3 separate regions of the Mus musculus genome follow, and regions 1 and 3 are each linked to region 2. The links are chromatin loops, found by intact Hi-C in ENCODE. Cell type or tissue: heart. All regions are shown on one strand.

The links. Hi-C counts contacts between places; a loop is a spot of excess contacts. Peaks named below come from ENCODE experiments on the same cell type or tissue, not always from the same donor. Only the 100,000 strongest peaks of a DNase experiment are listed, where the experiment ranks them.
Region 1: a loop joins it to region 2, with 2.5 times the contacts of the local background. A loop is called at or near these places in 9 of 42 quality-filtered maps.
Region 3: a loop joins it to region 2, with 4 times the contacts of the local background. A loop is called at or near these places in 6 of 42 quality-filtered maps.

The regions. Positions count from the first base shown.
Region 1 is chr12:106,054,647-106,057,146 of GRCm38, forward strand. It overlaps Vrk1 (vaccinia related kinase 1), which reads left to right. Exons shown (of 14, transcript NM_001029843.2): 6 at 1,156-1,264; 7 at 1,375-1,467. Among named protein-coding and RNA genes, the nearest start is that of Gm32723, 39 kb to the right of the region's middle. In heart, a CTCF peak has its summit at 1,340 (motif pointing left); a DNase peak (open chromatin) is centred at 1,375.
Region 2 is chr12:106,008,872-106,011,371 of GRCm38, forward strand. It overlaps Vrk1 (vaccinia related kinase 1), which reads left to right and starts at 1,392. Exons shown (of 14, transcript NM_001029843.2): 1 at 1,392-1,487. In heart, no CTCF peak of the experiment used is centred here; a DNase peak (open chromatin) is centred at 1,340; H3K4me3 peaks cover 1,636 bases; H3K27ac peaks cover 1,277 bases.
Region 3 is chr12:105,683,831-105,686,330 of GRCm38, forward strand. Atg2b (autophagy related 2B) reads right to left here and starts at 1,411. Exons shown (of 42, transcript NM_029654.4): 1 at 839-1,411. The coding sequence starts at 1,000. Gskip (GSK3B interacting protein) reads left to right here and starts at 1,522. Exons shown (of 3, transcript NM_178613.3): 1 at 1,522-1,628. The coding sequence starts at 1,615. In heart, no CTCF peak of the experiment used is centred here; DNase peaks (open chromatin) are centred at 911 and 1,461; H3K4me3 peaks cover 2,500 bases; H3K27ac peaks cover 2,263 bases.

The DNA of each region.
Region 1 (2,500 bases), 46 kb after region 2:
TGTTGGCAAAGGTTATTTGTTATTCAGAGTATTGTACTGATTACACAGGTTAACAAAAGTGTGCACCCTACTCTTCTCTCAGCTTTGCCCAACTTGCCATACTCAGGATATTGGGAGGACACATGGCTGCACAGGTCAGGGTAGCAGGAATCTTAACACACATGAATATATTTTGCTTCTACTTGATAGTGTGACTGTGACATAGACTTTATGTGCTAAGACATTAAAAGATACATAGACAGACTCTCTAATGAACAGGGCCCTAGGCTTTCCATTACCACACTGTCTTTTCATTTAGCTGGCTGCTCCTTCCTTGGAAGCTCCTGTAGTTTACCATCATGAGCCTGACTGCTGTGTCATGAGCATTCCATGGCAGGGTTTGTCCTGTGTCTATGTCAGCGATTTACATAGACGGATTAGGATTTGGACAGCTGTTGAAGGTGACGGTGATGCTCAGAGGAGCTGGGCAGTGTCCTCGCAGGACTCCAGCGCATCTCTGCCCTCCTAGAGTTTGAGACCCTGGGAAGGATGAGACCTGCCTCCTCTATCCATTTCTCCAAAAATTACGGCCCCAGGAAGTAATGTCACCTGGTCCAGCTGACATGGGAGGGGGCTGGCAAAACAAACAAACAAAAATCTTCATTTTTGTAGGGTATTCCTTTTGCAGATCTGACCATTGAATGTTTTACACGTAATTGCTTAATACCATTTGGTCAGTTTTACTGAATGTAGTTTGTAAGCCATCTCTTGACAGCCTAGATTTAACAGAATATTGTTGAAATGTACCTTAAAAATGGAGGTGCAGTCAGGAGAAAGAAGCAATTGTCTAAAAACAGCAGTTAGCTGTGAGAAGCCAGGTGGCTGTGTTCCATTGTAGATGAGTGTTGGATTCTGGCTGGGCACTGTCGTAATTCGAATGCTGTCTCCTATAAACGAGCTCAGTCCAGGGCAGGATGACGAAACGTTCTGAATTCTCGAGATTTCTATGTAGTTGAGAGAGATTCTTCATGGTATGGGTTTGCGCCCCTTTCCTCCTCGTTTATAATCTATAGTACTGCCTTAGTTAGCATTAACTTGACCTAACTGAAGGGGAATAGTCATTGCAAGGACATGTTCCCAGTTATTCCCTCACTGACATTCCTTGTTTGTCTTCAGTTACAGGTTTATGATAATGGACCGCTTTGGGAGTGACCTTCAGAAAATATATGAAGCAAATGCCAAAAGGTTTTCTCGGAAAACTGTATTGCAGCTAAGCTTAAGAATTGTATGTGAGCTATGCTCCTTGTGAATACAGTAAGGGCTGGTTTCCGCTGAAGCTCAGCCCTCTGCTGGCCATGTTAGGTACTGCACTAACTCACTGTGTGTTCTCTGTAGCTGGATATCCTGGAGTACATCCATGAGCATGAGTACGTGCACGGGGACATCAAGGCCTCCAACCTGCTCCTGAGTCACAAGAACCCTGACCAGGTCCTTAGAACTGCAGCTTTTACTGTTGTAACTTGTGCTGCTTGGGAGCAAGTGGGGCACTCTGGGCTGAACCCCACAAGCTCCGAAGTAGATAAGCTAACAATGCCCTTTCTCCAGACACTTGTATCCAGTTGCCATTCTGTATTTTTGTTGCAGTTTGCTGGCACTTTATCAAGTTGGCTGTTTTGCTCTACATAATATTTGGAAGTGCTTGCTACAACATGCATTTCAAATAGCTGTTTGGGGTGAAGCTTAAACTATAAAGTACACCAGCGAGTTAGATCTGCTGGTCCACTTTGTCACCTTCATTACTTCTTGTGTTCAAAAACTCCATCTGACATAAGTGTCTGTTATTTGGAGAACTTGGTCTTTAATGTGGGGTCAGTTCAGTTGTCAGTGACAATAAAGGCTGCTTAGTGTCGCCTCTTGATCTTGTGTAAGAAGGAGGTTTTGAGTGCTTGGCTCAGGGAAGTGATCTGTCAACATTCTCTGCTTTTTGGCTTTGCATACGGTTTCCTTCTTTTGATTCCTTCCTTTTCTGCACAGGGTGTTTGCTTTTGCTCTATAGGCTCTGGTGAGCCTCAGGAATCAGTGTAGGGCACCGGGAGCAAGCTGCTGTGCTAGGACGCTCTGTGAGGTGGGCATCCTCAACCATCTCATTCAAGCTGTTTCCCTGAGCACAGCCAAGAGCCTGAGCGAGCGGTAAAGCTCCCTTTACTTTAGCTGGAGTAGGAAGGGCTTGCAGAGCACTATTAGAAACCAACTGCTGTTGGTTTACACGTGACTGATGGGAGCAGCTTCTGTCCACACGGCAGCCGTGTGCGGCTCTCCTGCCTTTCTGACCTGCTCTGTGGATGGGGTTACTCTCTCAGGCTGTGTCCATCTTTGTGTTCACATGCACATGCGTTCATGCGTTGTGACAGAACCAGGTGCATGCGTGGCCGTCAGACGGAAGCCACTTGTCCCAGTGTTGTATGCTAGTCACAACAACCAGCTATGCCCATAGCATTACTCTGTTTTTTTGTTTGTTTGT
Region 2 (2,500 bases):
TCTCTGCTGACAAATAGTCATCGAGAGCTCACCTTGTGCCTGCGTTTCCATCGGCGTGTGTACAGAAAGCAGATGCCGTGAGAGGATTTGTTGAGGAGGGTTTATGTTCCAGGAGGCTGTTTAGAGAGGTGTGGGGTCTGAGCCACACAGGATGAAACAGTAACCTGTGACTCGGGGGCAGCCAGTGTGTTACTAGCTCTAGTCCTAACAACACAATCATCATGGCATGTTCTCATTGCAGACTTGTGGAAAGCCCAGCTGAAGTGACCCTTAGCTAAGGGACTTAGCTGTTCGTGTATGTGTGTGTGATCGTCGTTAGGTGACTTTCCTTTTTTTCTTCCATTCTCAGGCTCCATCATGGATCAAACTCAGCAGAAGTCTGGGAGCAGTGGGCATGCAGTACAGCTGTTTTGTGGATCTGCTCTATGGGGCAGACGGCAAAATAGGAAAGAAATTGGAGCAGGTGTGGGTACCTGGGACGGTGAATTCAAGATATGAAGATCAATGCTGAACTGCACACTGGGCAACAACTCAGATTTCGTAGGGACTAAAGCTCATACAGTGTTTTAAGATCCACCTTAAGAAACAACACAGGCAAGCCGAGTGTGGTGGCGCACGCCTTTAATCCCTGAACTTTGGAGGCAGAGGCAGGCGCATTTCTGAGTTCAAGGCTAGTCTGGTCTACAAAGTGAGTTCCAGAACAGCCAGGGCTACACAGAGAAACCCTGTCTCGAAACTGCCCCCCCTCCAAAAAAAAAAAAAAAAAAGAAAGAAAAGAAACAACACAGGCTAGGAGTGTTGGCTCACATTTTTAACTCAGCTGTTGTTAGTAAACCAAAAATTAAAAAAAAAAAATCAAATTGGTAAAACAATAGCAATAACAAGAACAGCACCGAACCCAAGGCCTTTTCTAGGGCTTCAGAAGCTGCAGATCCAAAGTGCAGCTTGAAGCTCATTCTTCCAACCTCTAGGAAGGAGATGGTGAAACAAAGAAAACTGATGTTTGACAAAAGTAGCTCAAATACTGCGGTGGGTTAAGTAAACACCGAGACGCGCTTCGGATATTTGAAATGAGTCTCTTTGTCTAACCGTTTAATAAATCAAGCAACAGTGAGTACTGGTTATATTTATTTCGGTTCTTAAGGCTTTGAGAGCCACAGTAACATGTAAAACAGCAAGCGGGCTGCAAACCACACTTCCCAGAAGCCCTTGTGCTCAGAGGAACACGCCCCCATCTCGCCTCTTGGAGGTTCAAAGACTACAATTCCCAGCATGGAGCAAGCGTAAGGACCACAATTCCCGGCATGTCCGGAGAGGTGACAGGGAAGCGCGGTCTTCCTCTTTCCCCGCCTCCCCCGCCGTTCGCAGCCAACGGGAAGGCTCTGTACTACGGGGTGTGGAGGGGACGGCGCCGTGGGTAGGTCGCGAGTCTAGGGAAGCGGCGGGAAGTTCGTACTACGCTGTGGACCGCGAGTTGGCCGCTCTGGGTAGGGAGCCGTGGGGTGGTGGCGGGACTATAGGTCCGGTGTTGCTTCAGGGCGGCGCCGCGGCTGGGTCCGGCCTGCCCGGGAATCCTCGCTTCTCTGCCCGATCGCGGAGCTGCCGGAAGCCCGGTTCTAGAAGGCCGCCCGAAGCCTAGCCGGGACCAGGGTGGCGGGGACGGGGACGGGGACGGGGACCTGGACCGGCCGAGCCTGCCACTTCCTTAGCACTGGTGAGGTGAGGCCTCGGGGCACAGCCGCGGCCGGCAGCTTCTCGTTTCCTTCCAAGCTTGCTCCTCAGGTCTCCACCGCCGGTGACCGGGCTCCCGGTGCAGTGTCTTCAGAGGCAGCAAACAGGTCTGCAGCCCAGCGCCAAAGTTTGTTTCCGACCGTTTCCAGGCTAGGTCGCCTTAGATGTAGAACTGCGCCAGAGTCCTTGAGAGATGGGGACACACGCCAGTCCTGGTCGGGTTACCCGTTTATTCTTTTGTCGTTGACGTTAACCATTCTTTACGTCTGCGTGTGTTCTTCCTTTCCGTCCCTCATCGCTTTTGGAGCAATTTGGAAACGCGATTTTGCCTTTGGGAAGGTGGTGGTTAAACTTAGCGGGTCGTTGAAGAGCTTCGTTGCTTTCCTTTTTTAAAAAAAGAAACAAAAAAACAAAACGAAACTAGAATTGACCATCTATTGAGTCTGGAATTCAAAACAGTGAAAAAAGATGTAGATCAGCATTTTATCATCATTATTATTTTGGATTTTCAAGACAGCTTGCTTGCTTGCTTCCTTCCTTCCTTCCTCCTTCCTTCCTTTTCTCTTTCTTTCTTTCTTTTTTTTTTTTTTTTCTGTGTAGCCTTGGCTGTTCTGGAACTTGCTCTGTAGACCAGGCTGGCCTTGAACTCAACAAGAGATCCTCCTGCCTCTGCCTACTGAGTGCTGGGACTAGACTTGCGCCACCCCCACCCCGGCTTAAGAGTTCAGGGGAAAGGCATGTCACTTTTTTTGTGACATGTCGATTATAC
Region 3 (2,500 bases), 330 kb before region 2:
CTCTTAATACAAGTTGTCAAGGAATTTCCATAATTTAAGCTTTTCGAAAAAAGAGTAGACTCGACAAACCCAAGGCCTTAAGTAAAATAGTAGGCATTTTAGCCCACTGATGCAAATACAACTGCTTCTGGCGAACTGAATATACTCAAAGTTCAGGTGAAGTCAACTCACAGCCTCTAGGAGGAAACAGGTTCTTTAAAAAAAGGCTGACGCTGCGGCTTCGGCTCCCGAGCTTTTGCAACATTTGCGTTTACGACCTGTCGATCTATCACGTGAAGCAAAAGGGCAAATCTAAACAGCACTACTGGGGCCATTCACAACCTCACGCAAGCAGAGCAGGCAAACTGGCAAGAGGGGCCTTCGCCTAACTTTCTTTCAGTGAATGAAGACAACCAACCCAGCAAACGCAAATATACCAGCATCCAGACCAAAATAAATAACTGGGGATTTCTGTCACCTCCTCTTCATCTTTAATTTTTCTTAACGTCATCCACAGAAATAGGGTTTGTTTGCCTAGGAACACCGCAGACACTCGCAGCCCAAGAGGCAAGGGTGGCCACGTACTTTCCTGGGCCTGCCTCACAAGCGCCCCCCCCCCCCCCCAACCAATGACTCGATTGTTTCGCCCCGTGTGTGCCTCCATTACACCGTTTAAGCCGGAGCACGTGATCTAGGAGCGCAAACTTGCTACACTTTACACACTTCCCTGAGCCGGGCCACACTTGAATCTAAACAATTCCCAAAGGAGAACCGAACGTGCCCGATGCTGGATGACAGTCGCTCAGGTCTCGCCCTGGGGAGAGCCAGTTCCTACCCCTGCTGGCTGACAGCAGCTTACCCATTTGTCCAAGGGGACCTGGGCAAGGGACCCGGTGCCCTGGTACAGATCCAGGCTCAGCTGCTCCAGGCTCAGCTTCTCCTGCAGGAAGTGGCCCAGGTACCTCTGTAGGAGGTAGCGACAGGCCCTCTTCTTGATGGATTCTGAAAATGGCCAAGGCATGGTGAGGGCTGGCGGCTCGAGGGAGCCGGGGCTGCACGCGGCGGCGACTCGGGGGATCCGACCTGGGCTCCAGGCAGCGGCAGCGCCTCAGGGTCGGCCCGGCGGCGTCCCCAAGCCGCGGTGGGGATCTAGGTTCGCGGTGGCCGCTGCATGTCGGTTCGGCGCCGCCGTCCCTCAGGGCAACCCCATGGCCCGCGTCGCGACGCTCGCACTAGGCCCGGCGGGGACTGGGCGCTGAGCAGAACCGGGCGCCCCAAGCCGGGAGCTTCCGAAGCGCTCCGTCGGTAGGGAGACAGAGGGACAGACAGAGAGGGCTGGCGGCTGAGGCGAGACAAGACTCCGACGCGGCGCGACTAATTTGTTGTCATCTACTGGGCGCGCTCCCGCCTGAGACACGCTCCTGGCGCGTTCGCGAGACCCAGACTCCCGGCACGTACTCGAGCAACGGGCACAAGCGGAAGTGACGCCATATTGCGGGGCTGGAAAGGCAGGAAAAAAAGAGTCCGGGCCGGAGCATTTCCGGTGGTGAATGGGCGGGGCAACTGCGGGGGCGGGGGTGGTGCCGGCGCCGCGATCCTGGCCCCAGCAGTCTCCGGACGAGGAAGGATAAGAACATGGGCGCTCGCAGGTGAGTGGGCGGGCTGGCTGCGGCCCGTGGAGCCTCACCTTGCAGTCGCGGCCGGGTGGTGGGCGCCGGCGGACGCCCGGACTAGGGCTGACGGAGGTCTGGGGGCGGGTCCGGCCTGGGCTGTCCTGCGGGAAGTGATGCGGGGATGCAGGGCGAGGACTGGAGACCCGGCGTTTCTGTCCGGGTTCTGACCGATGCCTATTGTCATCAGGTTGCCCCCCCCCCCACCCCCTTGCCGGCTTTGTTTGCAAAGCATCTAGTAGTTTGCCGTTTGCAGAGCGCCACGCCGACGACCAGGAAACTTGGGATCGGGGCGATTGCGGGCAGTACGGTTTCCTCTGTTAAATCCTGGCGCTTCCCGACCCGCTGAGGGGCTGCTGCCTCCTGGAAGACTTTGTGCTCTCCGCAGGCTCTGCGCAGCCCGATTTTTATCTTTTAGGGAGACAGTCTGTGAAGAGGCGCAGCTGGCTCCTTAGGAGGGCAGCCCCTAAAGGCCCGGAAGTCTGCTGTCCTGGGTTAGATTCCTGACACTTGACACTGGGCCACCTTGAACCTATGCTACCCTCTCTGAGCCTACATTGCCACCTCAGCCAGGTGTGAGCAGATTAATATCATAAACTCGAAAATTGAGGCAAATGAAATGACGTGTGCCGGGAAGGAACCTAAACCGAGTCCTGGATTGAGGAGACCGAATTAAGGAATTCTGGCCCGTGAATGGGGCATCCTCAAAATGGGTTCTTTTGGTTTAGTTGGATTGGGTTTTGAGACAGTCTCTCACTGGGTAGGTAGTTGAGGTTGACTTTGAACTTATGTGGCCCAGACTGCCCTAGAAATTAGGGTCTCCCAAATGCTGAAATGTCAGGCTTGCACCA